Linked DNA regions of Homo sapiens: regions 2, 3 and 4 are each linked to region 1. A link is an interaction called in ENCODE POLR2A ChIA-PET data of the cell type or tissue named here. Cell type or tissue: K562. All regions are shown on one strand. Links, peaks and the distances in the headings refer to the core of each region. The heading gives the core; the rest is flanking DNA. Region 1 holds the start of LOC101927259 (a long non-coding RNA gene). Region 2 has its middle 39 kb from the start of PGRMC2. Region 3 overlaps LINC02615 (long intergenic non-protein coding RNA 2615). Region 4 has its middle 120 kb from the start of LINC03140.

What was found. ChIA-PET counts read pairs that join two places held together with the same protein. Peaks named below come from ENCODE experiments on the same cell type or tissue, not always from the same donor. Only the 100,000 strongest peaks of a DNase experiment are listed, where the experiment ranks them.
Region 2: POLR2A ChIA-PET joins it to region 1 with 5 read pairs; 3 of 35 experiments call an interaction of 5 or more read pairs at or near these places.
Region 3: POLR2A ChIA-PET joins it to region 1 with 7 read pairs; 8 of 35 experiments call an interaction of 5 or more read pairs at or near these places.
Region 4: POLR2A ChIA-PET joins it to region 1 with 5 read pairs; 4 of 35 experiments call an interaction of 5 or more read pairs at or near these places.

What each region holds. Positions count from the first base shown.
Region 1 is chr4:128,549,435-128,557,084 of GRCh38, reverse strand. It overlaps LOC101927259 (a long non-coding RNA gene), which reads left to right and starts at 3,532. Exons shown (of 3, transcript NR_187927.1): 1 at 3,532-3,723; 2 at 4,659-5,646. RefSeq lists enhancers at 3,653-3,722, 3,743-3,932. In K562, for the core only: CTCF peaks have their summits at 3,581 and 4,014; DNase peaks (open chromatin) are centred at 3,734 and 3,864; H3K4me3 peaks cover 1,022 bases.
Region 2 is chr4:128,322,510-128,330,159 of GRCh38, reverse strand. No RefSeq gene overlaps it. Among named protein-coding and RNA genes, the nearest start is that of PGRMC2, 39 kb to the right of the region's middle. In K562, for the core only: no CTCF peak of the experiment used is centred there; no DNase peak of the experiment used is centred there.
Region 3 is chr4:128,468,938-128,476,587 of GRCh38, reverse strand. It overlaps LINC02615 (long intergenic non-protein coding RNA 2615), which reads right to left. Exons shown (of 9, transcript NR_125882.1): 3 at 6,372-6,538; 4 at 6,039-6,236. Among named protein-coding and RNA genes, the nearest start is that of LINC02615, 45 kb to the right of the region's middle. RefSeq lists an enhancer at 5,849-7,048. In K562, for the core only: no CTCF peak of the experiment used is centred there; a DNase peak (open chromatin) is centred at 4,797.
Region 4 is chr4:128,683,190-128,690,839 of GRCh38, reverse strand. No RefSeq gene overlaps it. Among named protein-coding and RNA genes, the nearest start is that of LINC03140, 120 kb to the right of the region's middle. RefSeq lists enhancers at 3,754-4,491, 3,842-5,041, 4,492-5,230, 5,970-6,709, 7,595-7,650 and a silencer at 7,232-7,526. In K562, for the core only: no CTCF peak of the experiment used is centred there; a DNase peak (open chromatin) is centred at 1,819.

The sequences.
Region 1 (7,650 bases), core at 1,713-6,712:
GATACTTAGCTGTTCCTCCCAAGGTGCAGATTCTTTCTTCGTTGCTAAGCCTTAATGGATTAGTCTTCAATTTTACCAGCGGGTCTTGAAAGCTCCTTTACACACATGTAAGGAAGAATAGGGCGTGAGTCAGTAAATTTGGCATCATAAGAAAGTTTGGACAAAACCTAAAATGTTAACACAACAACAATTAACAAACTCTCATGAGACCCTGACAGAGGTTAAATTGCTAAAGGAATAGTAATTTATTCATGTTGCACTTTGGCAATTATTTGTAGATCTTGAAGTAGTACATCATCTGGAAATACCATTTATCATTTTTTTAGTGCTTAAATAGGATGTTTAATAGGGACAAATCCTCAGTTTCCTAAATCAAGAGTATTAAATTCCACAGCTTAAATTATTTTATTAAATAAGTGTCTGCAGTGTTGCTTGTGAAAAAAAAAGTGGCCACAATTCCTAAAACTGAGCTGGGAGTTTGAGTCCAGTAGCATTTTTGTTTACGGGGATAAGAAGGGAAGCCAAAATGAAAGAGGTGAATGAGAAGAGAATCCACATTCAGAATTCACTTTCTTAAAAACCAGCAAGAGTGACCCCCAAAGCCATCACAACTGTTTTGTCTATCAAGACTGTGTCATTGAATCATGTAGACACATAGGCCAGGCCAGAACTCAAACTTCTCTGAAAAGCACTGATTTTTTGTCCTTAACAAGTCTAAAACAATAATCCTCCCAATTGCAAACAACAGTATCACCGTATTTTTATCCTAGTCATCTTCATTGATGCCTATAGTGTAACATCAAGAAGTATAATCTCCATGTAGTGAAGAGCTTGATAATAAAAATCTACAAAATGCATTTCTGTATACTAGCTCCTAAGTTATAACTGATATTTATTCTAAAGTAAGAGATGGAACCTTTCCTTCCCCTTCTCTACCCTGAAGATATAAAAAATTTACAATTTGAGAAACCAAAGAAAATCTTAAAGAAATGTTATAATGTATAAATTATAGCTACCAATACTCAAAATGAGTCAAGAATGAAAAACATTCCAAATACATACCATTAATAATGTAATGTCACCTTAATTTTGAAGTTTATGTAATTGATGCTTATATGTTGAGATTATTTCCCCTAATAATAATAATGGATTTGCATTGACCTGTTATTATTAATAGGGAAAATAACCTACTTTTTAGGGGCCCTTTATAAGCCACAACATGTTTTTTAAAGATGGTTAAAATTATCTTTAAGTGAGCAGGAATTGAATCAATGGTCATGGCCCCATTAGTGTGATGCTCCATCAACCGAGTGCAGCTGGAGAGCTCATATGTGTTTACTGATGTGGTAACAGGAGGGGGGCAAGCCAGCCTCATCTTGTGCATGTCAGTGCCCTTGTTCAGACTGCACTGGACAGTTGGCATCATTCTTACCTTAACTTGTGTTCAAAACATTATTTGTTAGCAGATGATATCTTTCTTTTTGAAGATTACTGGCATATCCATTGACAGGGTGGGTGAATGGGCTAGTAAACATAAATTTAAGGACTCAAAATTATTTGTTATTACAGCTGGAAGGAATTGAGTCAAACATCAATACTCTACAGATGAGAAAACTGCAGTGTGAGGAGGTTAAGTCCCTTGCCCAAGGTCATGGAGGTATTAAGTGCTGGAGCTGGGACTAGAATTACATCTTCTGTTTCTGCACTGGTCTCCACAGTGAAGGCTGCTGGATTCCACACTGGTATGTGGAGGAAATGACTTGCAAGGGTAGAAAGAAAGAAGCTTTGATCTCCCAATGGCTCAGAACTTCTTTTAAAAAGTGATTTTTGTTGGCATGACCGGGAACACTGCCCTGGCAAGTCTCTGTTGCCTGACCTCCTCTATATAAACCCAAGCCATGGTCAAGGGAGCTAGGAGCTCTGGCTGCCTTGAGGGTCCACATCTGGGCAGGCACCAGGAGAATTGCTCTGAGGCTCAGGCTCCTGACAATTGTACATATACCCGGGGCCTACATTCAGAATTCTTGTCTGCCGATGAGGTTCAAGGGCCAGTTGTAGTGCCAAATCAGGCCCTGGAGGTCCCCCAAAGTGCTGGCCATTAAGTCTTTAGTTCCTGGATTTAGAGGAGGCCAGGGAGGAGGTCCTAGAAGTGAAGGCCAGGGTACACTTGGGGTGGTGTAGAGTATTCAGTGGGTCTCATGCAGTGATTTACCAACTAATGGATATTTCAATAATTAACAACTAGTACATTTTACTAGCTTATACAGCAGTCCTAAAATCAAGCCTGCATATGCCCATTTCAGATGAAATACTCTTAATGAGATACTCAGTTTAGAAGTATCCCAAGGAGTAAACTCAGTTTTATATGCTGGTGCAGGAAATGTTACCCAAAGTATGGGATGTGCCCTGGGAACCTGGGGCCCACACTGAATCATAGTGTGTAGGTCCCCAATCCACCCACCCCAATCTCTCATTTATAGGCCCCATACCCCCTACCCCTGCCAACTCATCCATCCCTTCAACACACACACACACACACACACACACACACACACACACACACGCATGCATACACAAGGCAAACATCACAAGCAATTCTCAAAAGAAAATTACAGAAGAACATGAGCCTAAGGGTGTATGTGTATAAGGGTCCTTGGCTTACATATGAGTCTCTGTCTTTCTCTCAGCTACCTCATTCACCTAAACATCTGTTAGGAGCTTTGAGATTCTTTAAACCTGCATGAGTGACACCAGGAAAATTACCCCATCCTCAAACAGGTTTGGGCTCTAGGAATGATTCTGCCCAGCAGCCCATCTTTCCATCTAGTTGAGACCGAGCAATGAAGTCAAAGAACATTCTTTGGTCAAATATGTTTTGGCCTGGATTTGCTAGAAGAGCTCTTTGGACTTGCTGAGAACTCAATTACTGAATCTTCTTTCATTTAGCTTTTGTGTTTCCTGGACAGAACTCAAGAGGAAGATATTATTGTAGTGGGGTTAAACAAGGTCACTCTAGTCTGAGTGACAGACAATAATAACGAGCCCCAGAAAGGTACCTGTTTTCCAGGGTGGTGTGATCAGTATTACACAAAAATCTTGCAAGCCATCTTTTACGAGGCCAGCAAGATCACAGAAGGCAATACCCAGTTTGCTCAGAGACAAGCTGTTTGCTAATCAAGTTTTCTTATACTCAGAACTATGGAAACATTTTCAAAGGTATTATTCTCGGCAGGTTTCCAATAATTCAACATTTCCAGACTTATCCAAATGGCTTCTGAAATATTTGCTGTTTGTTGAGAGCAGCTTTCAGGATGAGGTAATTAAAAGAAACCTATCAATTTGAGATTTTTTTTTACCGTGAGTAAATAATGTTGACATACTGTTCAAATAAACCCACAATTTACTGCAATCTGTTTTTAGAGAAACCCTCCACTTTAACCTCCAAATAGGAAAAAACGAAGAGACTTTCCTCTTCTCATTTAATCAAGAACATATGTTCAAAGATAATACCGGAGGCTTATTCTGGGAAGCGTTCTGCTCTTCCTCCGACAGCCACGCAGCGAGCTCACGAGGCAGCCTCCACACATAATGAAAGCAAACGCCACCATAAATCTCCCGCTCGGCGGAGGTCACTTCAGAAAAATCGCCCGCTGCTCAGATAAGCACCAGCTTTGCTGAGGAACATGGAAGGGGGAAAACACCGACTGTGATAAACACCAGCAGGTAGGCTCCAAATGGAGGCCAACCCAGGCAACTCGGAGAGAAGGGAGCCGGGATGAAGCAGGTGTGTGTGCGTGTGTGTGTTTACACACAACAGCCCTGGCCCAGTGTGTTCTGGCTGCGAGAACAAGCAACCGCACCACGAGAGGAGCTGCTCTCCCCCCCGGGAGGAGAGCTCCGGAGGCACCAATTTTCATTAAACCTAGGAGTACACACAGGGGCAGGAGGCCAAAACAGTCCTCGAAACTGAGGCTTTTAAAAACATCTGTTGGCAGCGTTGAGATCCTAGAAGAGAGAGAGAGACGGAGAGAGAGAGAGAGAGAGAGAGAGAGAGAGAGAGAGAGAGAGAGCTCAGAGTCCAGCACTTTCATTTCCAGACTGTGAGTCATAAAAGGAGTACGTAAATCCCTATCGCCAGAATACGCTGACCCAAGTCTGGGTTTATGAACACCTGAAGTACATTTCATGAGAATTAGCTTTAAATATCAACCTGATCACAAAGCTTGAAAGGTTTTCTCCCATCTCAGGATGACTGGAGTCCGCTGGAACCTGGAATGGAGTTTTCTGACAGCAAAGGATTACAGGAGCGTAACAGAAATTATGGAGATTTCCCCGCTAGGCATAAGGATGCGATCACTGTAGGCACCTGTGGGCCCAAGCAGGTTACCCACCAATATCCCTTTAAACACCAAATTATGGACTATTAGGCCACTGCTTCAAGGCTTCTACAAATGTGAAACCTTGACAAATTCCCAAATAAAAGCCATAAAACCAATCATTTTTTAAACCTGTATGAGTGACACCAGGAAAATTACAGCAGTGTGGCAGGTCACTGTGAAATAAAGCTGCCAGAAAGAAGCTTACGATGCTGTCATGGAAAAGGCAATTAGAAGGTTACTTTCTCTCAGGTCTAAGATTGGTTCTTGTTCTTCCTACAGCTCCCTGCCTTCCACCTCCCTGCTGCAAAATGGATCAATCTATAATAAGTAGTAGTTATATATCATAAGGCAGCAATTCCTTTTAGTTGTTCCACTATAAAAAAGCATCCAGATTTAGAACTTGACAGGAACCAGTATCGCCTGCCCCCCAGAGCCGGCAGAAAGTCTGTGTATGTCATTCAGCCAGCATGGAGTCTGGGTGTTTTAAAAGCTTTAATTTGAAGGGGATAAAAAACCTGGGCGTTAAGCAATTTGGCTGTGGATATTTAATGCATCAGCCACGCTATAGAATTGGAGTCCTCTATTTAAAATGAGAAATTGAAAACTTACACGCTCTGTAGGCAAGGTGTAAGTAAATGTAGGATGGTAAGCAGAAATCAGCTGAGAACCTGCAGAAACGCCATTAGAAGGACTAATGGCATGGTTCAGAAGTGGCCTTAAACAAATGCTAGGGTGTCGTTTGTAAGTGTGTAAAACAGGTCTGGCTTTTAATTAGCAGGAGCCATATCTCCCTGTGTTTAGGAAAAGGCATTACTTCTCAAAGAGAATATCCTAACGGGGTCTACATAGGGACCAGGAGGAAACAATGGCCCGGGAGTTGAGATTTGCCTCAAGGCACGTTCCTCCTCAATGGCAGCGTGGAGATTGGAACTCAGTCTCCTTATCTCTAATTTCCACTCTAACACACTTATTGTAGGTAGAAAAAATGCATCCCAAAGATGTCTACTTCTTACTCCCCAGAACCTGTACATACAGCACCTTACATGGCAAAAGTGACTTTGCAGATACGATTGAGTTAAGGGTTTTGAGATAGGGAGATTACCAGGTGGCCCAACGGAATCACAAGGGGCCTGATAAGTATGAGAGGGAGCAGAAGAGTGAGGGTCAGAGTCAGAGAGAGACTGGAAGATGCTATACCACTGGCTTTGAAGATGAAGGAGGGGGACACAAGCCAAGGAATGCAGGCAGCCTCTAAATGCAGGAAAAGGTAAGGAAATCGGTCTTACAGCCTCCATAAAAATGCCATCCTGCCAATGCCTTGATTTCAGCCTCATGAGACCCTTTCAGACTTCTGATCTCTAGAACTGTAAGAGAATACATTGCGTTGTTTTAAGCCACTAAGTTTGTGATGATTTATTACAGTACCAAGAGGAAATCACTACAGTGTTCTAGCTGGGGATCACATTTCCCCACCTCATTTTGATCTACTCAAAGTAGTCCATTACCTCAGTGCTGGTTAGAGTCTTTATAAAAGCAAAAACAACAGAATTCAGATGCTTCTGCAGTTCTCTCTGGTATGGAGAGCAGGTGTAATCCCGAGACCCATAACCTAGAGTTGGACCAGCGTGTACCAAGGTGGGGCTTGGCAGGAGTGGTCCACCCTTTTGGGAAGGAGTGTTTTATCACTGACATTGTTAAGGGTCACCACAGCAGATTTTTAGTGGGTTTTGTTGTTTTTAAATTCTCATAGGCAGTGCACCTCTTATTGCCTGTTCCAGCATGATCTGCTCCCACTGCCCACACCCACCATTAACCTCCACCGTTGGTCTTTAGTGTCTTCTACTTTCCTTTTTGGATTTTGTTTTTGTTTGTTTTATTTTTTAAATTTTTTAACTTTCCTTTATGACACTCTTTCTTGTGGCACCTTGTTGGCTCTCTGCTCTGTGTCTCTTTCCCATATGAATGATTCCTAAAGGAAAGATTTTTTCTAATTATCAGCTCTGTGTTAAGAAATTAGTTGGAAAGAACTTAAAGTATGAGGGTTCATCAACTATTTCTGGTGTATTAGAATACTCTATTTCATTTGGGTGTGTTTCATTAATGACTTCTACCCTCTTATCCCTGCTGCTTCTGTAAAGCCTTCAAGACCCCTCAAAGTTAATCTCTACAGGTGAAATTTCAGGCTCCTGGTTTGGGTGGGCCTTTTCCAGAGTGTCTCATGTACACTTTGTAGATACAGCTTTGGAGTCAGACAGACCGGGGTTTGACTCCCTGACCCACCATTTACTAGTGATGTCACCTTGAAAAAAATTATTTATTGTCTCACTTTGTTTATCTGTAAAATGGAGAACATAACAATGATCTTGCTCCATAGTGAGAAATTAATGCGATTTTGTATTTCAAGTGTTTAGCAGAGTGTGACCCACACAAGCCACAGAAATCGTGGTGGTGGAGAAGTCACAAAGTGCTTGGTGCCCATACTTCTCAGATTCTGAAACTTCTGGTCACGTAGGATTTGAAAGCCCATTTACATCCTATGGGGCCAGAAGTTTCAGAATCTGAGTGTTGAAAAGAAATATCCACCAAATGTGTAACAGCAGCAAGCATTTACACATAGCTAGCTGTGAACCTTCTTCTTGGATAGCGGGCTCCAACAAGAATAAGCAATGGTAAGAGATGATCTACAGCCCTGTCCAAAAGAAGCTCATGGTTTAGGAGGGAGAAGATATAAAGACATAATTACTGAATTACTGGCATTTATCACTCTATATGAAGTGTCATTACAACTGAGGATGATGAGAAGACCCAGGAGACAAAATCTTCCAAGGGAATCAGGAACAAGGGCACAGAGGTAATGAATTTTGAGTTGGGTCCTGGAGCGTGAGTAGGAGTTTGCAAAGCAGAAAATAGGAGAAAAATTATACCAGGCAGAGAAAAGTGTATAAGAAAAACAAAGTAAAAGAATATCAACAGAGAACATCTCCTGAGCATAACAATAATATTGAAGCCATGGGTACAAATTAAATCCAGTTCAATGAGTTAAAGCCATAGCAACTTGCACTGAATCATCAACAACTTAACTTTCTCTGGATCTGCTGCAAAGTGATTTCAGGGTCACACCGAACATTCTTCCTTGACTAAAAACGATGCCTTGAGAATTCACTGATGGCCACAGTGCAATCAATACTAATCAGGTAATACGCCCTGGCCCTGAGATAACAGAGCATCTAGAATCCCAATGTATGAATTCATACCTAATCTATATACTGCC
Region 2 (7,650 bases), core at 847-5,846, 230 kb after region 1:
GCGTAGGAGAAAGAATGGCAGCAGCTGAGACGTATGGGGTGGAGAAGGGGTGGATGGTGACTGGCAGCAAGGACAGGGGTGACTGGGCACCTCAGGGAAGAGCCCAGGACTGGGACACATGCAAAAGGCAGCTGAGTAATTCCATGTACTACAAGATCCCCTCCAGAGTGCATCATTCAGTTCTCTCAAGAATCCCACCAAAAGGTTGGTCAAAGACTATCCACCAAATCTTAGACATGGAAACTAAGATCCTGAGAAGTTATGATTTGGCTTAGTGACTTCTGAGAAGCACAGCAGGAGATATGCCACAAAACGCTACGTTGGCTTTTGTCCAATATTCCCTGAATGGAAACCTGGTTTCTCCCCAACTTCGGGCATTCATTCAATTCCAACAAATGATTCTACTATGCCCCAAACACTATGCTAGATGCCGGGGATACAGCAGTGAAAAAGACAAGGTTCCTGCCCCAATTAAACTTACATTTAGCAGAAAATATAGATTTTACATTTTTTCTTTTATTAATTTTACATTTTTTATTGTAAAATATACATAACAAAAATGTACCATTTTAGAACATTTTTAGGTGTGCAGTTCAGTGGCATTAAACACATTCACATTGTTGTGCAACCATCACCAACATCCATCTCCAGACCCCTTTTCATCTTGTCAAGCTGAAATTCTGTACCCAATAAATAATAATCCTCCTTTTCCCTCTGCCCCCCACCTCTTTTGACCATTTTATCTGTTGTCTTTATGAATTTGACTTCACTAGATATCTCACACAAGTGGAATTATACAATATTTGTCCTTTCGTTTCTGGCTTATTTCACCTAGGATAATGTCTTCAAGGTTCACCCAGGTTGTAGCAAGCATCAGAATGTCATTACTTTTTAAGGTTGAATAATTCTGTTATATGTAAATATCACATTTTGTTTATCCATTCATCCATTGATGGGCACTTGGGTTCTTTCCATCTTTTGGCTATTGTGAATAATGCTGCTGTGAACATTGTTGTACCATTATCTGTTTGAGTCCCTGCTTTCAATATTTTGAATATACCCAGAAGTGGAATTGCTGGATCATATGGTAAGCCTATTTTTAATTTTTTGAGAAACCACTATGCCATTTTTCACAGAGGGTGCACTATTATACATGCCTGCCAGTAATGTCCTAGTGCCCTAATTTCTCTATATCCTCATCAACACTTGTTATTTTCTGGTTTTTTGTTTGTTTGTTTTTAATAATAGCCAGTATGAAGTGGTATCTCATTGTGATTTTGATGTTCATTTACAAATAATTAGTGGTGTTGGGCATCTTCTCACATTTATTAGATACCTGTATACATTCTTTGGAGAAATGTCTATTTAAGTCCTTTCCCCATTTTTAAATTGGATTTTTTGTTGTTATTGTTGAGTTTTAGGAGTTCTTTATATACTCTGGATATTATCCCTTATCAGATATAAGATTTGCAAACATTTTCTACCATTCCATGGTTGCTTTTTCATTCTGTTGATAGTTTCTGTCTTAGTCCATTTGCATTGCTATAAAGGAAAACCTGAGACTGAATAATTTATAAAGAAAAAAATGTTTATTTGGTTCATGGTTCTGCTGGCTGAAAGATTGGGCATCTGATAAAAGCCTCAGGTTGCTTCCATTCACGGTGGAAGTCAAAGGGGAGCCAGTGCACGGTGGAAGTCAAAGGGGAGCCAGTGCATGCAGATATCACGTGGTGAGAGAAGATGCAAGAGAGAGAGGGGAGGGAGGTACCAGGCTCTTTTTAACAACCAGCTCTGGTGGGAACTAACAGAGCGAGAATTCACTAATTACTGTGAGGATGGAACCAAGCCATTCATGATGAATCTGCCCCCATGACCCAAACAGCTCTCATTGGGCCCCCACCTCCAACACTGGAGATCAAATTTCAAGGTTTGGGGGACAAACATCCTAACTATAGCAGTGTGCTTTGATGTGAATGCCGATTTAAACAAAAAATTACAGGCTTTGGGCATGCTGGGAAAGTAAGAAGAAATCTCACGGACTGGGAGGATGAAACCCTTCCTCCCTCATTTGTTCATTCAACATTCACTGCTCTACGCAGTGGGCATACAACAGTGAACAAAACAGACAAATTCCCTGGCTCCAAAGAGCTCCCATTCTAATGACATTCTTGAAGTAACATCTAAGTCAAAAGACAAAAGATAAAGAGGAGATTGCTGGGGATTGAGCAGTAGGAGGATAAGGGAGAATGACAGAGTGGAAGGAGCTCTCTAGGGGCAAGAAACAGCCTGTCTGAAGGCCTTGATAAGATGAGAAGTTGCTATGTTTAAGGAACAAAATTAAGGCCAGCAAGACTTGAGCAGAAAAATCAGCAAAAAGGTTAAGCCTGAAAAAGTGAACAAAGCCCAGTTATAGAGAGTATATACTATGTTGGAACCTTGGTTTTCATCAAAAAGCAACAGAAAGCCATTTAGAGTTTTGGGCAGAAGGATGACATAAATAGTTATATTTATGAAAAATTACCTGACTCTAGAGAAGAGAAAAGATAGAAGGGTGGGTATGGGGGGCAAGAGACCAATTATGGGGATATTGCAGTAGTGAACCTTGGATCAGAAAGGTTGGAAGCTGCATTAATAATAACACTAAATAGAACTGACAAAAAGCTAACTCAAACTCTCTCAACTAAAGGAAGAAACTTATTGTTTCATAAAACATGAAGTTCCAAAGAGTAGTCTTAGGTCCAGCTGGATCCAAGGATTTCACATGAAGTCAACAGTTCCCCCTCTCTACCACAGGAATCTATATTGAAAACATATTATTTATAGCTGCTGAAAAACATTTTCACATTTTTATAGTTTTCCATATTGTGAATTATTTCTTCTAAAAGTAGAATATAAAAAATTACATTTACTGGATTTCTTTGCATTTAGAGTAAAGGTGTATGATCTAGGCATTGCCAAACAGATACAACTACAGGAGACTTGAATGTGGAGGGGAGTTATAATCAGTGATGGCCCCACACTGGGAGATTGATTTCCTGACAAGGACAGTGGTCAAGGAATCTAGTTCTTTTGGGGCAACAGCAACACAGATTATGGCTTCAGGTTCAGGGTTGGTGCCATATCAATTGGCAACAGGTAGTAGGAATGATGTTTTTGCCAGTATAATTTTTCAGCAAGATCAGCCAGTGTTCTTAGCTTCAATGTCCATGGCAATGAACTATCAAGCCTGTTTTCCAGCAATTCTGGAAATTCCTTGAGCTACCTAATATCTTTTAATAAATCCACTTTTGCTTATTTTTGGACTATTTGGAATGGATCTGTTGTTCATAATCAAGAATGTTGACTATTATACTCCTCCCTTTTTCTTGACTCCTTTCATGTGTTAACCTCAATCTCGTCTCATGCAGACTTTTTCCACATGGTAGGGAAAGGACTACCAGCAGTCATTAACTGGCATTTTCCAGCTCCATAACCCAAAAGGCGAGTCCCCTTCCATTTCAGCACCAAATTTAAAAGCTTGGGAAATAACAATAGCTACCATTAGTATAGCCATTAATATAGCATTTACTATAAACAGACACTAAGATGGTCTATATTTACTTTTTTTTTGAGATAGTCTCACTCTGTTGCCCAGGCTGGATGGCAATGGCATGATCATGGCTCACTGCAGCCTCGAACTCCTGGGCTCAAGTGATCCTCCAGCATCAGCCTCCTGAGCAGCTGGGACCAAAGGTACAGGCCACCACACCCGACTTTTTAATTGTAGAGATGGGGTCTTGCCATGTTGCAGGCTGGTCTTGAACTCCTGGGCTCAAGCAATCCGCCTGCCTCAGCCTCCCAAGAGCTGGGATTACAGGTGTGAGCCACCGTGCCCAGCCAAACTCATTTAATCTTTACCACATCTCTAAGAAACAGGTACTATGATTTTTCCTCATTTTTCAAAAAGGGAAATGATACAATAAATTTCTCAAGGTCATATAGCTAGGAAGTAATAGAATCAGAATTTAAACTCAAGCAATTTGACTCCAGAGTCTGTGCTCCCAATGCAGGGACATTCCAACACAGAAGTGCAGTAAAGATTTTATTCCTACCTCACTGGTTTCCCTTTCCAGAACAAGCAAAGGTCTGAAAAGGGAAGCCAGAGGAAAATCAGATAAAATCTGGAGGAAAATGTGATGGCTTAGAGAAGAAAGGGTTTCAAAAAAGGAGATATGTATCTACTCAATTAGAAGTTACCCTTCAAAACATGTCATATATTCAATTATCTCCATGTGTAAATTATTGAGAGACTGCAGAGAAATTTCCAAATGAAAAGTTACATCATTGAAGAGTAAAGTGAATTTTGAATAGGCTTTCATTATCTATTAATAATCATAACTTCAGAATTATTGACTAACATGTTTCATTTGTGAAGCAAACAATAAACATCATTAAGCATGAAAAAAAGAAGGAAAGAGAGATCAACTGTGTCAGATGCTAGTGAGAGGCTGAATTAGATTCAGACAGAAAATTGACCACTATATTAGATGCTATTGATAAACTGGATAGGATCTATTTCAACAGAGTGGTGGGTACAAAAAAGTGTACTTGGAATGGGCATATGAAAGGAAAAAAATGAGAAAGTAGAGACAGAAAGTATAAACAAATAGTTTGAAGACTGTGAAGAGAGGGAAAGAAATAAAACATATGAGGATGATGTGACGTCAAGGGAGATATAGTTTTATTTTATTTTATTTTTTTAGGTTCCCTCAAATCATGGGATTCAAGGGATGATTAATAATAAAACATGTTTGTATATCATTAGGAATAATTCCATGATGAAAAAAAACAATAATTAAGAAGAGAGAGGGTAACTCCAGTATTGAGGTCCTTGAGTAAACAAATGTGGATGTGATGTGATCTAAGACGCTAACAGAGGGGCTGGACATCAGAAGTAGAAACACTACTTCCAGTGTTCAGAAAGAAACATAAAATACATGGAGGGTACAGATGCAAGTAGATTGGTAGGTTTAGTGATGGGAAGATGAGGCAATTCTAAGTTAGCTACATTTCCTTGGCCGAGGTTATTGGCTGAGAGTGAATGGGATGAAAGAATGGAGGTTTTAGAAGAAAGATTGTCCTAGAGTGTAGGAGGGTGAATGTACCAAGGAAGTGAAACAGCATCATCTAGCAGCATTGGATTCCATTTGGGATTTACAGTGGAAAACTTTAGGCAAGTCCAGTCATCATGGTTGTATGAATTTCCTCTAGTAACATTAGTTTCTCAGGTGTAGTTACAGCATAGGAGGATAACTGGGTTTCACAAGGGGTGAGTTTTTTCAGATGTGTTCAGTGGAGAGAAAGGAAAACAAGAAAGTTCAGGTTTTCTGCAAGAATCTGGCTCAAGTGCCAGACCATGGAAGCTAGCTTAACAAGAAGATAAATAACAATATGAAAGTTAGGGAAATTAAAAAATAAAATCAGCAGGATCAATGGATTGAATGTCCCTATAGGGTCAAAGAACAGTTCCAAGGGAACTGGTAGGAGTGAGATAGAGACTCAAAATGTGATAATCAGACAGCAGGATAGTGATTGCTGTCCAGAGATTTTAAAGGCTATTGGTATTGACTGTTAATAATGTCTATGGTGTGGCTGTAAGAATGGCAGTGGCTGGTTGCAGTGGAGTGAAGATATTTGAAGTAGAGAAGTTCAAGAAATTGAGAGACCAGGGTACTGGGTGGATAATCTACAAGGACAGCAAAACCAACAGGATTGTAGGAATAATGGAGGAAATCAAATACAATAAACTAGATGATAAAGTCATCAAAGAATGATGAGAGACAGCAAGAGATTCTGAAAGATGACAACTATTAGAAGAGAGATTAGGTGGTAAAGTCTGAAGACATGAACTCAACAGACTTAGGGTTTTCAAAGTCAAAAGAAGGATAGATAGTTTGGAAGGATCAATAGGAAGAAAAAAGATACTTACTCTACCTACAGCCAAATAAAGGTTTACCAGAAAGGGGTCCCGATGCAGACCCCAAGAGAGGGTTCTTGGACCTTGTGCAAGAAGGAATCCAGGGTGAGTCCACAGAGTAAACTGAAGGCAAGTTCATGAGTGAAGTAAAGAAACAAAAGAATCGCTGCTCCATAGACAGAGCAGCCCCAAGGGCTACTGGTTGGCTATTTTTATGATTATTTCTTGATTATATGATAAACAAGGGGTAGATTATTCATGAGTTTTCTGGGAAAGGGGCAGACAATTCCCAGAATGGTTCCAAAAAGGGTTCCTCCCCTTTTTAGAATGTATAAGGTAACTTCCAGACGTTGCCATGGTATTGTAAACTGTCATGGCACTGGTGGGAGTGTCTTTTAGCATGCTAATGCATTCAGTTAGTGTATAATGAGCAGTGAGGATGGCCAGGTATCACTTTCACTGCCATCTTGGTTTTGGTGGGGTTTGGCTGGCTTCTTTATGGTGTCCTGTTTTGCCTGAATCTTGTGATACCAGTCCTGCTGACCTCCTATCTCATCTTGTGACTACAAATGCCTAACCTCCTGGGAATGTGGTCCAGTAGGTCTCAGCCTCATTTTATCCAGCCCCTGCTCATGATGGAGTCACTCTAGCTCGAACACCTCTGACAGAAAGACAAGACATCTTCCATTTGGGAGGAAACTGCTTCTAGGAAAGAAATTTCCTCAGGGAACAGCCAAGTTTCAGTTAGAGGAAGAAGGGGAAGCAAATGTTCAGAGAGCAGTTTTGGGATGTAGAAAAGTTTGGTAATGGAAAACCAAGAATTATAGAGGGCAGTGGAGGAGTCTGAGATTGCAGAGCAGCATAAACAAGATAGAGTGGGGAAGGTAAAAAGCAGTGTTGAGACAAGCGATAATGATCTAGGAGGTGTGGACTTCTAGCACTGAGGTTATTGGAATGTGGGGTATGTTGTGAGCTGTCCTGGAAGGCTAGAGGAAGCTGAGTAACCAGTGTTATCCAGAGTGTTTAGCCAAGAGGTGTGGGTCATTGTTTAGTCCCATATCTCACAGAGGCGTTTGGGCCTGGGGAATGGAAGAGGGCCTCCTAGAAAAACAGCTCATCATGGGTTGTAAGCTGTTCAATGAGCAGTGCTGGCTGGGGAGGAGTTCTCTCTAGAAGCACTACTTGCTGTTGGGACCTCCAGACCCTGGTCTCTCTTTTCATTGCAGTACTGTCACAGCCTGAGCATCAGTGGGGCCACAGGTCGCTTCACCAGGTGAGAGGTGCAGAAAGAAGAGCCATAGTGGGTCTCAGAGCAGAAAGTTTTGGGGCAACTGGAAAATGAGACCACATGAGGAGCTGGGGCCATTAGTCTCTCTCTCTGGAAAGAGAAAAGGAGTTTCATTGTTTTGTTTTGTTTTGTTTTTGTTTTTGTCATCTGGCATTACAGCCTTATCTTTAACCAAGTTTTCTTTGCTCCATTTTTCAAGTTTCACTACCCTGAATTTTGCCTCTTTCAACCCCAGAAAAGTCCTTTTCTTCCTTGACCACGATTTCAACAAATAATACAAGCTAGGTATGACTGAACTACCTTCACGCAACACTTTGAACAAACTCCAGTGATATTTGAGACTTCAGACAACTACTGCTCTCTTATCATCCTTTGCTGCCATTCCATCAAAACAAAACAAAGTAGA
Region 3 (7,650 bases), core at 2,651-7,650, 81 kb after region 1:
AATTTTATGGATACCTTTTAGTCACAGCTCCTTTTTGGAATGTCTCCTTTGTAAAATACTTTAAATAGCTGCAAGAAGATGGGGGAGAGGGTGAAAAGATGCATACAAATTCTTGTGTCTCTGACAGAGAATAAGCAAATAGCAGAGATTAGTTTTTCCTTAATCTTCTTTTTTTTTTTTTTTTTTTGAGACAGAGTCTCACTCTGTCACCCAGGCTAGAGTGCAGTGGCACAATCTCTGCTCACTGCAAGCTCCACCTCCCGGGTTCATGCCATTCTCCTGCCTCAGCCTCCTGAGTAACTGGGACTACAGGCACCCACCACCACACCCGGCTAATTTTTTGTATTTTTAGTAGGGATGGGGTTTCACCGTGTTAGCCAGGATGGTCTCAATCTCCTGACCTCGTGATCTGCCTGCCTCGGCCTCCCAAAGTGCTGGGATTATAGTCATGAGCCACTGCGCCCGGCCTTTCCCTAATCTTCCTACTCATGATTCAAAATAGTTCTGTTCATGGGCTTTTCGAAGGTCGTCACCATGGGCAGGATAGCAGTTGTTCCTCGTCAGCATCCTAAGGTAGTGACTACCACTGAAGCCTATCAGAGTTCATGGAGAGTTTTTAACACCGAGACCTGAATTCCAAAATGCTTTGACACTTTAAATCAGGGAAGAGGTTGGAGTGCCAGGGCTATGTCTCCCCCACCATATGCCTGACAAGTACAGAAGGCTGGGCCAGCTGTTCTCAACTCCCCTGAAGATGCTGAGACAAGTGTGGGTCACCCCACATGGCACTGAACATGCAGACAGAGACCACAGGGCTGTTGCAGAGGAACCAAGGAGGAAACAATTAAAAAACACATAAGGAGAACTGAAAGGCAAGTTTCATATTTATTTGCCCTTTTTTGCTAACTCAAAAGTTCAAGGAGGGCCTGAAGTCATTAGATGTGACAGAGTACATGTTTTGATCATGGTGCAGTAGTTCTGCATGTTGTACCTTTGCCTGTGTTTTACCATTTGAGAATGGATTTGAACAAGTCGGCTTGTCTCTGCAGTGAAAGCCCTCAGGGGGTCATCCTCAACATGAGGCACCCATTGTTGACCAAAGCCATTGGCTAAGACTTGAAGTGTTTCTCAAACACTCAAAGAACTGAAGTTGGTCTCAGAGGCCGGCATCCTTTCATCCTGTGCCTCCCACTGATGTAACTTAGTCAGATCACAGGTGTGCTAACAAGGCAATTGAAAGCAAACTCTTTTTGCCAGCAATATAAACACACTCCAGGTTCTTTTTTTTTGAAATGGAGTCTTGCTCTCACCCAGGCTGGAGTGCAGTGGCGCGATCTCAGCTCACTGCATGCTCCGCCTCCCAGGTTCACGCCATTCTCCTGCCTCAGCCTCCTGAGTAGCTAGGACTACAGACACATGCCACCACGCCCGGCTAATTTTTTGTATTTTTAGTAGAGACGGGGTTTCACCATGTTAGCCAGGATTGTCTCGATCTTCTGACCTCGTGATCCGCCCTCCTCGGCCTCCCAAAGTGCTGGGATTACAGGTGTGAGCCACCGCGCCCAGCCCTCCTAGTTCTTTTTTTCCTTCACTGCTCTCATCACTTATTAGTTTACCACCATCTTCTTGGCTTCTAGGAGATTTGTCTCCTGATTTTTCTTGATTTCTCGGGTTGCCCTTCCTCATTCTCCTCACAGACTCTTTGTCACTTCTCACACCTCCACCTCCTCATCAGGCCACTTTTCTCTTCATTCTTCCAGCTCTCAGCACCTCATCCTCCCTCATGGTCTAAGACGATCCCGCTCCCCGCTGACCGTCCCTGTGGTAATAGAAGCTACACAGAGTGACAGCACCCACTCGGCAACACAGTCTTTCACCCCAGTTACTGTAGTGGCCTTCTACAATGTTCCCTGGTCCATGATCTTGCCCCTTCCTATTGCATCTTTCACACTGTTGCCAGCATAATTGTTCCAAAATAGAAATTCCATCATGCCACTCTCTACTTTCAATCTTTTAATGGCCCCAGTGGCTTTGGGGCCATTAACATCTAATTTGGGGATAAAAATCTAAATTCTTAATATGGTATAGAAGCCTGTTCCACCTGGACCTGTCTACCTCGGCCCTCACAGGTGCCCTTCACCATCCCCATCCCAAACAACTTGCATTTTAGCACATACACCATGCTATTTCTCATCTCTGTCCTGGAACCCCCTCTCCTTGCCTCCTACAGGATGCCCAACTCTCATGTGTCTTTCCAAAAGCAGCTGATGTTTCCTCTTCAGAAAGAAAACTCTCATTCTTCAGGCTACAGCAGGTGCCTTTCATGTGTGCTTCCTCTATCAAAGCACATTACAACAATAATTCTTATTTTGCTGTTTGTTAATTTCTTCATATCCCTCTTCCTGTGTGCCTAGTTCTCAACCGCAAGCATGTTTGAGATACTCAATAAGTATTGCACGAATCAATTATAGCTCAACCATGGATCAATATGTACACTACTTTTCTTTGGTCAGTTCTGACTTGTTTCACTTCCTCAAGTTGCTCCTATTCTAGCAAGAGAGACAGAAAAGTAAGTAGATATTCCTAGTATAATAATCTCAGAGGATTCATGGGCCCTCTAGGCTCATCCAGAAATCCCATATTAACAACTATAAACAATGAGGAAATAGACACACACAGGACAAATCAGAGAACATCATTCTTTAGTAACATATAGTGTCAGAGCCTTGTCAGAGCATTTGCATTTATTTATTTATTTTGAGAGAAACAGGGTCTCACTCTATCGCCCAGGCTGGAGTGCAATGGCACAATCACAGCTCATTGCAGCCTCAAACTCCTGGACTCAGAGATCCTCCCACTTCAGCCTCCCGAGTAGCTGGGACTACACGTGTACGCCCCTAGGTCTGACTAATTTTTTAAATTTTTTGTAGAGATGGGGGTCTCCCCATGTTGTCGAGGCTGACCTTAAATTCGTGGGCTCAAGCAATCCTCCCACCTTGGCTTTCCAAAGCACTGGGATTACAGGCATGAGCCACTGTGCCAGCCCCAGAGCATTTGCTTTACAAAATAAGGCTGAAGAGTTCAGAGCCATACCTGCCCTCCAAGATGGTCTGTCTCCCAGTAGGCAGCAGCTTTGGATAAAGTTCACTTAGCCAGTTTTGAAACCACCTAATCAAGGTGATTCAAAACTTGGTGAGGTACTTGGTAAAATGCTTTGTGGTAATCCTTTGTTTTACTCTGATATACCAATCTCATAAACTTTAACAAAAAAATTACCGCCTAGCTTTTTATTTCTCTTCACCCAAGAGTCTCTTTCCTGGGGTCCTCTGTGGTCTACAATTTCCTTGGGAAGTTTCCATCCTGTCTTTCTCATCTTGCCATCTTCAATCTGTTTCTCTTCTGCTGCTCCCAGCCCTACTTTCAACAATCTAATTCACAGAGTATGGACCCTCATTTCAGCACCTGCCCTTGGCTCTGTTCACCACTTTTTTTAATCTCATGCCTTTCCTACCATGTTGAGCATTTTTGCCTCATCTCTCCTACCCCTCCCTAGACATTGGCTGGGCTTTTTCATCTTCTACTGTGAAAGCACCTGATCTGGTCACCACCGTGTGGCACCTAGGCAGTAGCCTCTGGTTTGCCCTGAAATGTCATCACCAAAATGCACACTGACTTCACAACTATGACACTGACTATAGTAAGAAAGAGTATGACAGCAACACACAGCACTGGGGTCAGGGTTTCTACATCTCATTTCCCTTTGCAACTGGTATGACCCCTGTATGAGTTAACTGGCTTGATTGTTTAGAGCTATAGTTCTTAAGCTTCTTGTGAGCTGCAGAGCCCCCTACTCAGATAAACTCTTAGTGCTAGCAAGTAACATTTAAAACGCTGACTGGTTCTGGCTGATGTGGGCGTAGAAGTCCAGAGCCTCCTTTGCCTCTTGTTCCCATGACCCTCAGGGATTCTGCAGAGCCCCAAGGTTTGAAAAGCCCTGGGGGAGGGTACTTTTTTTTTTTTTTTTTTTTTTTTGAGACGGAGTTTCTCTCTTGTTGCCCAGGCTGGAGTGCAGTGGCGTGATCTCCGCTCACTGCAACCGGGATAGGGTACGTTCTAATGAAGCCCGTGTGGCAAGCTCCACACCATTCAGGTTTTGCCATAGGCTATGCAATATCCCAGAAACCAATGTGACTTCATGGTTATGTGGATAGATCCTAGGAAAGACTGTCAGGTTCAAAGCCCCACTCCCCCAGTCACTAGCTGAGGCTGATTGGACAATTTACTTAACCTCTCTGTGCCTGAGTTTTCTCATCTCTTGAACAGTGATTATAATGGTTCCTGCCCCTTTGTTTGTTAAGAAGATTAAATGAGCTCACAGCAGAAAGGGCTTAGAAGAATACCCGGCCAGGCACAGTGGCTCACACCTGTAATCCCAGGACTTTGGGAGGCCGAGGTGGGCAGATTACCTGAGGTCAGATGTTTGAGATTAGCCTGGCCAACATGGTGAAACCCCGTCTCTATTAAAATACAAAAATTAGCCAGGCATGGTGGCACACGCCTGTAATCCCAGCTACTCGGGAAGCTAAGGCAGGAGAATTGCTTGAGCCCGGGAGACAGAGGCTGCAGTGAGCTAAGTTCATCATGCCACTGCACTCGAGCCTGGCCGGCAGAGTGAGACTCTATGTCAAAAAAAAAAAAAAAAGAATGCCTAGCTGATCTAGAGAGGTGGTAGATAAATGTTTGCTACTATTATCTTCTAAAACCATACACTGTCCTTAAGGAAGACCCAGGGACACAGTGTAAGTGACTCAGCACAGCCTTCCATTACCACAGAACACACCCTGTGGTGGGAGCCAACACAGTCCTCCTCCTGCATGGGGTATGGCAGACTGGTCCTTTGCAAACTGTGTCTTAGAGTACATAAAGTGGTAGCTCAAGTTCCTAAAAAGGGACATTGACTTCATCCAATAGAACAACTGGCTCCACAAAGGAGTTTATTTCCCAAAGTCTACTACAGATTTAGGTCAAGTGAAAGATTATACACAGTGCACAGCTTTTCAATGGAAATGGACTGGGCCATTTGATTAGACTTGTAAATTCTAAGGTTAATTGGGAGTTGAGCATTGCAATTTCAGGAAATTGGTTACTAGGCATGTTTGTATATTTCTGAATCTGTCCCGTTTATAGCTGCAAATATATGCCATTAATTTATGATTTTCTTTCTACAGGCTTCACCAGGGTAAACACAAATAAAGAGATTAGTCATTAAACCCAGAAGGAATTTGAGAGCAGGGCATAAAATTTAAAGAAGGTTATACCCTGAAAAAAAAAATGATGTGAGAACTAAAGGCAACAGAAAATTAGCTGCTAAATCTTTGGGATAATGCAGTTTTACAGGTTGTTTTTAATAATACTTGCTATATTGTACTTTAATCTGTGATCTTCCAAGCTAAGCTAAGAAACTCCCAAGGGAAGAAGGGTAGAGGCCTAAGTAGTGTAAATAGATCTTTCCTAGAAAAATCTTTTCTTTCCTGAGTTTGTGTTTCCTTTATTACTTTTTGCTCATCAAACCTAAGGGGAACATATAAAGTATAGATACGGACTCTACTTCCAGAATGCCTACTTTCCCGACTAAAATCTGGAATGAGAAGAAAGCTTGGAACTGTGATTCTTAAGGCTCAGCCCGAATCAGATCCCTTCCCAGCCAGCACAGGAAGTGTAGGAACAGCTTTGTCAGCATCTTCATGCTCATGCCCTTGATGAAAGAGGAAGGAACTGGTAATGATATGGTCCACAATACCTTATCCTCAGTTCCAAAATCCCAAAAGCCCTGCAACCAAAAGTTTTTCACATATTTGACATAAAAACTCCATAGGTGGCAAAAAATCTGACCTTTTTGACATGAGGTTCTACATAGTCACTACTGACCTGAGGATGACGATGCATATATGTTGTGGTCAAAATATTAATACATTTGCTTATGAGGTGCTGACCCAGACTCTACTGGAAATACTACATATGCAATATATACCATTTACCTTTCTAACATCTGAAAAGTTCTGAAATCCCAAATCTGTCTGGTGGCCGAGTCCTAAGTGATTTGAGGTGAGAAGAGGTCTGAGAAGACAGGACACCACTGTGGCTCTGCAGAAGGAAAGTGACAGCATATCTAGAAAGCTGGTGTACTTCAGATGAACAGGAACTCAAAGGGAGCTGTCAGGGGCATCCATTTCAGCCTGAGGAGCAGAAAACCAGTGCAATGCATGACACAACAGTCGCTAGCCACACTCCTTAACTGACTGCCCATCCCTGTCTGCTGGTACCAGTCGAGGCCCAGGTAAGCACAGAATGGGAGATATTGCCACACCTACCCTCCCAGAATCCTCATCTCAGGACCCACAGCAGTATTTTTGCAAGCATCTTTCTTCATTTTTTCTTCTCTTTCACCATCTCTCCACTTCAGTTTCTCTTCCATTCTTCCAAATTCCACACTATTGTCACTCAGAATTCACTGGTGGTGATGGAAAGTCTAGGAAACCTGAAAAGAGCAAAATAAGTTTCCACCCTGGTTATACCTTTTTTTATTATTATTATTCTGGATTCAGACTGCCTGGGTTCAACTTATGACTCTACCACTTCCTAGCTATGTGACTGTAAACAAATTATTTCATCTCTTGTTGACTTAATTTCCTTGTCCATAAAATAGGGATAATAGTACCTACCCTAGACAGTTGTTGAGAGGATTAAATGAGCTAATAATATTAATATTATTATGTGAGCTAATATTAAATGAGCAAATATTATTATTAGCTAACAGAAAGTGCTTGGCATATAGTGAGTGCTTCGCAAACATAAGCTGCTATCATTTTTATATGTGTCTGTAACTGTCTTCTAAATAAATTTCATACACTGACAATGTGCTTTTTTTCCCTGTAGAATTCTTTACATCCATTTCTTAAGTTGGTACCATAATGGCATTTGATGGTCAATAATTACTTGGTAAAAATGAAGATAAAGGATAAGACAACAAAGAGATAGATGCACAATCAAAACCTGAGTATAAAGTTCCAACATTGCTTTCATGATATCGCCTACTATAACATTCTGGTGGTGTGCACAGTTTCTCCCTCTCCTCTTTCCTCCTCTTGCTAATTTGTTTTGAAAGCTAAAAAATAAAATGAAAAAAGGGTAATGAAACATTTGATATACAAATTTGAAATAAAACTATTAAGCAGAGACAAATCTTTGAGGTAGTTCATATTATATTCACATTTTTGTTTTCAGATTACCTATAAACACTAATGTAAATAATGTAATAATCCAATTGTCCAACTAATAACACACTGAGAACAGTTAATTATGCATTAAACTGAAGCCCAATTATTTGTGTATGGCAACTAGAAATCTTTCCAATGATATATCCTTCCCTGATACCCCACAAACTGTCCTAGAGGTTATGCCTTGGAGTAGATGTCTCCTGACTTCCCCACCACGTTTAGAGTAATGCCTGTCCAAACTGGCATTGTGGGCCATCTCTACCAGTGAAATCATAAACTTCATGTACATTTTTAGTGTCCCCAACTCTGAGTCCATGGTTGTACTGGGAAGGCTGGGAACCCTATATACTAATCTACTCCTCTCTCACCTACT
Region 4 (7,650 bases), core at 1,053-6,052, 130 kb before region 1:
GTTAAGTTTCATATCCCAATTATGTTCTTTGTCATTAAAATAGGGAGAAAGAAAGTGAGTTTTCCAGACGTATGAACTATCTATTGGCTAATGTCTTTATTTTACAGTTGGATATAGCAAATGTCAATGTTATTTAATAAAAATAAAGTATGCTGAGAAACCCCTGGTTTGCTTGGTTTTGAGACTACTTTGCAGGCAACAAGTGGGGCAGAGTAGTTAGTCAACTTTTAGTAAGTGGTTTGAAAGTATTAGGAGTAAACCACCTGTTAACAGGGATATGGCAACAATTTATTAGCTCTTCTTGAGTCAAGCTTTGTTGGATGTAATATTAATATTTTCTGCATTACTCCAGTACCAAATCTTCCGTGATGATAATTTGAAACAAACAGACATATTAGGGGAAAAAAAAAGGAGATAGGGTAGGAAAGTGGTAACCACTTAATGGAGATCTTCTGTAAACATCATTACTGTTTTAAGGAATCTGTTAACAAAATCGTCCTGCCTGGCTGCTGTATTTGAAAAATAAGAACAAATCTCTCAGAAAGATTGTGAAAGACTTTGGAATGGTCAAAAGATTACTGAATATCCTTTCAGTGAAAAGATAGGCCTTGTCTAGAAGACCCTTGGGGCTTTTCTGATTTTATAAAGGTCTGTGCCTTTCACTGCCTTTGACTAGGCTACTTTACAACTCCGTAAGTTGTAGAAAACGGATAGTGATGCAAATGATCCTTATCCATAGAGATGCAAATGAATTTTGTCCAATAGAGATCCATTTGATTTTTCCCTTGTAGAAAAGATGATTCCAGCCATTACATTTTATTGGCCTATTAACAAGTTTTGCAGCTATTAGCAATTTTATTTCATCCTTTGTGATTGCCTATATACGTGTGTGTCTGTTCTTCCAATTTTTTCTTTAAACTTGTGACATCTTACTGGTTTTCTCATTAATAAAGGAGTTACATAAAATCTTTGGCACTTGTACATTTTATATTTGTAGGACAGTCATGATTTTAATTTAAAAATAATAATTATTTTTTTTTTCTCTTTTCTTTTCTTTTCTTTTTTTTTTTTTTTTTTTTTTTTTTTGAGCCAGAGTCTCTCTCTGTTGCCCAGGCTGGAGTGCAGTGACACTCTCATGGCTCACTGCAGCCTTGACCTCCCAGGGTCAAGCAATCCCCCCGCCTCAGCATCCTTAGTAGCTGGAACTACAGGCATGCACCACCATGCCCAGCTAATTTTTTGTATGTTTAGTAGAGGTGGGGTTTTGCCATGTTGCCCAGGATGTTCTCAAACTCCTGGGCTCAAGCAGTTCACCCGCCTTAGCCTCCCAAAGTGATCCACCTTGCTGGGCCCTTGAAATAATTATCTATTAACAATTCCAAGCTCAAGTAAATATATATTAATTCCTTCCAAAAACATTAATGATTTTTTTTTGGCCTGGGAGGCTCCAGACTTTTCTAACATCTGTAAAAGGAGACCAAGTTCCAGGACTCAAACAAGCCTCCAAAGTAGGCAGATCTCCCTCTCAGCTAATCTGCTGTAATGTAAAACCATGACTGAGGTTTGCCTAGACTACGGCTGACTATGCAGAGTTTCTAAGGACATGAGTCTAGCCATTGCTTGCCCATAAAAATCCTTACAAGTACTCAAACTGCAAGAGACAAATGAAGAAAAACAATGAAAGAATGTAAAATGCAATGATGGGATAGCAATAAAATTATAGACTTGACAGTTCCTCCCTTTCACACCAAGAAAAAGAGATGTTTTGAGTTGGTCTTGTTTGAAGCAGTGTTATCTCTCGTAGACAGCCTTGCAGCTGAGCACTAACTGGTTTTCCAGGGCTGAAGAGAGTTAAGTCATTTCTAAATGTCTTGAACTCATGTTTAGTACGGACTTAAGAAGAGAATAAGGTTCAGAATGACAGCATGGTTTCCAAAGTTTGGCTCTGAATGGTGAAATGTCTGCTGAAGGGGTTCAGAGCATGCCAATTCAATATATAACTGTAGGAGACCAGAATATGCCACCCCTAAATATGCCTTTTTGGCACAAGGATTATTTTCAGCTGGTTATTTTGAGAAACCACAGACATAGGAGAAGCTCTCAAAACAAGAGTAGAAGTTACCCTTTTGTAAGACAAATTTATATTTACAAAGGAAATCTCCATTCATAAGGGTGTCTCCCAATCTATATCAGGAGGAGAAGGATGACTAAATCATTAGAGGCTCTCCTAGATGGAGAAGGCACTGACTTAAATCTGCTTAACATACCTTACCCTTGTTTATCATACTTTTCCTGACCATCTCACCCTAACCATAACCGGCCTTTTCCCTACATCCTTTCTTTGTTTCAATAAATGTTAATATTTAAGCCTAAAGTTTCAACTGCTCCTTTGAGATCTACTCTAGAGATTTATTCTTGGAGATTTGATCTTTGAGAGTTCCCTCAGTATCTCCCATATATATAGGAGGCATACATGTTATTAAACTTTGTTTGTTTTTCTTTTGTTAATCTGTCTTTTGTTACAGGGAGTCCTAGTTAATAACCTTAGAGGGTAGTGAAAAAATTATTTTTCCTCTTGTACACTGCAGAAGCAAGAAATGAGGTCCAAAGGTGAACTAAGAGGGCACAAAAAGTGTAATATAAATGTCAGCCTCTGCCATTTCCCTGTAAGGGCCTCCTTCTGTAGTTTTGGGACAAAGATGAGTCTCCCGAGTCTTGGAGCTGTGTTTCCACAGACCCTTCTTATTACATTCTTTTTTTTCTTTTTTTCCTTTTCTTTTTTTTTTGAGACGGAGTTTCACTCTTGTTGCCCAGGCTGGAGCGCAATGGTGCGATTTCAGCTCACCGCAACCTCTGCCTCCCAGGTTTGAGCGATTCTCCTGCCTCAGCCTTCCCTAGTAGCTGGGATTATAGGCATGCGCCACCACGCCTGGCTAATTTTTGGTATTTTTAGTAGAAATGGGGTTTCTCCATGTTGGTCAGGCTGGTCTCAAACTCCCAACCTCAGGTGATCCACCCACCTCAGCCTCCCAAAGTGCTGCAATTACAGGCGTGAGCCACTGCGCCCGGCATTTTTATTTTATTTTATTTTATTTTTAAAGAGACGGTGTTTCCCTGTGTTGCACAGGCTGGTCTCCAACTCTTAGGCTCAAGGGATCCTCCTGCCTTGGCCTCCTAAAGTGCTGGGATTTCAGGCATGAGCCACCACACCTGTCCAGTACATCCTAACTGACCCAAAATCTATATAGTTCTGTCCACATGGTGTTACTAACTTCTCTTCAGTCTCAGTGGGGACTCACTAAGGAGTCCAGGCTCCAGACCATGTTGGTCAGACTCAACTGAAAAAAACTGCAATGTAGGAGGGAAAGTTTGTAAGCTGTTTGCTAAAGATGACTGTCCCCATAATCCTAGGAAAAGCTCCAAAATTAAACTTCATATTGAGTCTCTTCAGACATTCTCCAGATCCTAACCTAGTTTTCCAGCTCTTTGAGAATGTGCTACTCTCAAAGAAAGCAAAGTACGTTAAGAGCCCAGGTTGTGGCAGGAAACCATGTGGATTTTAAATCTCGGCTCCACTATTTGTTAGTTGTACTGTAATCTCAGGGGGTAGAGAGGAGGCTTCAATTCTGTGTATTGACTCTTCCATCTACAAAATGGGGACCATGATCCTATTGACTTCACAGGAATGTCGTGAAGTTTAAGTGAGTTAACTCAAATAAAACACAGAATAGTGCCTGGCACTAGTAAGTGCTAGATAAACATTAGCTGTTAAGAAGCAGTGTGTGACTAAGAGCTGGATTCAAATCATGACACACCACTTAGAAACTATGTGTCATATGGCAAGTTACTGAACTTCTCTGTGCACCTGTTACAGTAGGTAGCTAGGCAGGCATGAACAGGGTATGAGAGGGCCCCACAACCCCCAACCAGGAATGTCAGGCAACCATCAGGTGATGGCCAGGCAGTTGTTAACTGTCTCTCTAAAATAATAATTGTGGCTGGGCACGGTGGCCTGTAATCCCTGCACTTTGGGAGGCCAAGGTGGATGGATCACTTGAGGTCAGTAACAACCCCAGTTCCTCAACTTCAAAATTGGGAAACAGTAGAATCTAACTCACAGATCTGTTGTGAGGATGAAAGAGTTAATATGTGTAACTCTTTGAGGTCAGGAGTTCAAGACCAGCCAGGCCAATATGGTGAAACCTCATCTCTACTAAAAATACAAAAATCAGCCAGGTGTGGTGGTGGGCACCTGTAATCCCAGCTACTCGGGAGGCTGAGGCAGAATTGCTGGAACCCAGGAGATGGAGCTTGCAGTGAGTAATTGGTCACAGCCGGTGCCAGGGAAAGGCAGTCTCCCAATAGTTAGGAAAAACCTGAAACTGGTGATCAATAGCTTCCCGATAATGAGAGAGGAGGAAGGAAGAAACTGGTCAGGCAGGCAGTTAGGGTGAGTCCTCAGCAAAATTCTTTCAAACAAAAGAACAGCATGAAAAATCAAGCTGTGGGCACAGATAAGGGAACTTGCACAGGGGAGCTTGCCTAAGACATGTCCACAGCCACGTAGATAAGAAAGGCTACACAGGAGACTTGCCCAGACATGCTTTCAATGGAAAATTCCATCCCCTGACACATGCACAGTAAGGGGAACAAAGCAATATGGAGTAACTCAAGTTAAGGGCCCACATGCCCACTAGGAGGATGGGGTGGAGCTACCAGAAATTCATGTCTTATGCAAATGAGATGCCCAGCCCTCTTTGGTTTCTTATAAAAGACTTTGTGTTCAGCTGTGAAATGGAATTCCTCTTTTGGGCTCCCTCTCCGTGGTAGAGTTTTCTTCTTTCACTCATTAAACTCTCGCTCTAACCTCACCCTTCGTGTCCACACTCCTTAACTTTCTTGGTTGTGGGACAAAGAACTTCGGGGATACCTTGAACAACAAGACTGTGACAATAAGATCTCAGGAATTGGGTGAGTGGGCTCACCTATGTACACTAAGAGGCAAAATGGTAGAGTTTAACTGGTATATGACCTCCTAGGGACATTTGGCTGGTAAGGGAAGAAAGCCTCAGGTGAGCATGCATACAACTCCAGTAAACACACTGTGCATGCTCCCCTCCTAAGTACTAGCAAGCCACTGCACATGCGGACAGCCCACCCCAAGGGAAGAATCAGGGGAGAGAAACACAAGATCTCGAAGTATGCCAACGTATAAAACCCCAAGTCAAAAGGTCAAACCATGAACTTGATTTCTCAGGTCGCCTGTTTGACCCTCTTCCAAGGGTACTTTCCTTTCTTTCCACTCCTGCTCTAAAGCTTTTTTTTTTCTCTTAGACGAAGTTTTGCTCTTGTTGCCCAGGCTGGAGTGCGATGGCATGATCTCAGCTCACTGCAACCTCTGCCTCCCGGGTTCAAGCCAACACGCCCAGCTAATTTTTGTATTTTTAGTAGAGACGAGGTTTCTCCATGTTGGTCAGGCTGGTCTCAAACTCCCGACCTCAGGTGATCCACCCACCTTGGCCTCTCAAAGTGCTGGGATTACAGGTGAACCACCGTGCCCAGCCTAAAGCTTTTTAATGAACTTGCACTCCCACTCTAAAACTTGCCTTGGTCTCTTCTTCTGGCCTATGCCCCTCAGTTGAATTCTTTCTTCAGAGGAGGCAAGAACTGAGGTTGCTGTAGACCCATAAGGATTTGCCATCAGTAACATCCCCAGTTCCTCAACTTCAAAATTGGGAAACAATAGAATCTAACTCACAGAGTTGTTGTGAGGATGAAAGAGTTAACATGTGTAAATTACTTCATATTAGCGCTGATTAAAAAGTTTATGTTGTATCAAGTAGTTATTACTACATTTATAATTATTAGATAGTGCTGTTTTTATGTATACTTCCTCAGTGCAAGCCTCCTTTAAGAAAACTCACCACAATGGGGGAGAAGAGACGGAAAGGGAACCTATAAATTAAAAGAGACATAAGAAAGATCAGTCACTCACATTGTACGACCCTTATTTGGATCCTGATTCAAACAACAACAAAATGTGTTAAAAAAAAAAAAAAAAAAAAAAAAAAAGAGGCCAGGCACAGTAGCCCCCTCTCTGTAATCCCAGCATTTTGGGAGGCCAAGGCAGAAGGATAGTTCGAGGCTAGGAGTTCAAAACTAGCCTCATCAAAGTAGGAAGACCCCTGTCTCTACAAAATAAAAATTTAAAAATTAGCCGGGCATGGTGGTGCATGCCTGTAGTCCCAACTGCTGGGAGGCTGAGGCAGGAGGATCATTTAAGCCCATGAGTTTGAGGCTGGAGGGAGCTGAGATGGCGCAAATGCACCCCAATCTGGCAACAGAGTGAGATCCTGTCTAAGAAAAAAAGACAGTTATAAGCTAATTGAAAATGCAATCATTGACAAGATACTTGATGATGTAGAGGAGGAAAAGTAACTTTCTACCCTTCTGAGTTCTTAATTGGAATGCACCCCTGTAACAAAAGAGATTAACAAAGGAAAAACAAACATCAGTTTAGCAATATGTATACCTTCCTGTCTCTCCAAAAAAAATTTAAGTGTCTCTGAATTCAGACTTAGCTATTATCCTCTGCTGAACAAAGAAAGAAGTCTCTTGGGACCAGTTATGGGGAGGTAACTGAGAAAAGCATGAAAAACAAGGGTAAGGTTTATTACGAAGATTTAAGTCAGTGACTTTCCCATTGACAAGAGTTTTTCTGTAATTTTGTCATCCTCCTCTTCCTGATACCGAGGAGACACCCTTACAAATGGAGATTTGCTTTATAAATGTAAATTTTTCCTAAGAAAATGGTAATTTCTACTTTCTTTTTAGAGTTTCACTTGTGCCTGCTATTTCTCAAAATAATCCTTATGACAAAAAGACATATTTTGGAGTGGCATATCTTGTCTCCTACAATGGTGTTGAGGAATTACTATTAATTTTTTTTAGGTGAGGTAAGAATGTTGTGGTCATGTAAAAGTCATTTTTTAGTCAAAAATGAAATCATATGATGCCTAGAATTTTCCTTAAAATTATGTGGGGGCAGGGGATGGGTTGGTGGGGGGATGTAAGTTTGTCCAAAGTTTGTGAAGTGGTGATGAGAACTCAGAGGTTCATTGATCTATTCTGTTTTGTTTTGTGTATGTCATAATTTTTTAAAATTAGGAGAAGGAAGATTAAAAAAGAGGAAGAGAAAGAAAAGAAAACTACACTAGGTTCTCATCTTAACCTGGGAGTCACCTCTGTCTTCCTGGCATCCGCACAATCAGTAGGACCCAGCAATCTCCCGCAGGACATTTTCTAAAGTGTAAGTTACTATGTCAAGAGCAGCATCATGACACCTGCAGTCGGAGAGCTGCAGGTAGGCTTTGCCACCCTGAGTTTGAACCACCTCAAGTTTTCCTTGCCAGTGTGAGGTGAAGACACACTTTCACATCCCTTCAGGGTATCCTCCAGTGTGTGTCTTTCGCATAGCACAATAACAGATGCACGCACACACACATACACACACACATTTTCCAAGGACAAAAACTAATTTTCAGAAATAGTAGAGTCAAAATTTGTTTTTCCATGTGCAAAATCGTTTCAGAGCTGCTTCTTCTCACAAAGGAGATAGCTCTCAATTGTCATTTTTATGCAGAACGATGT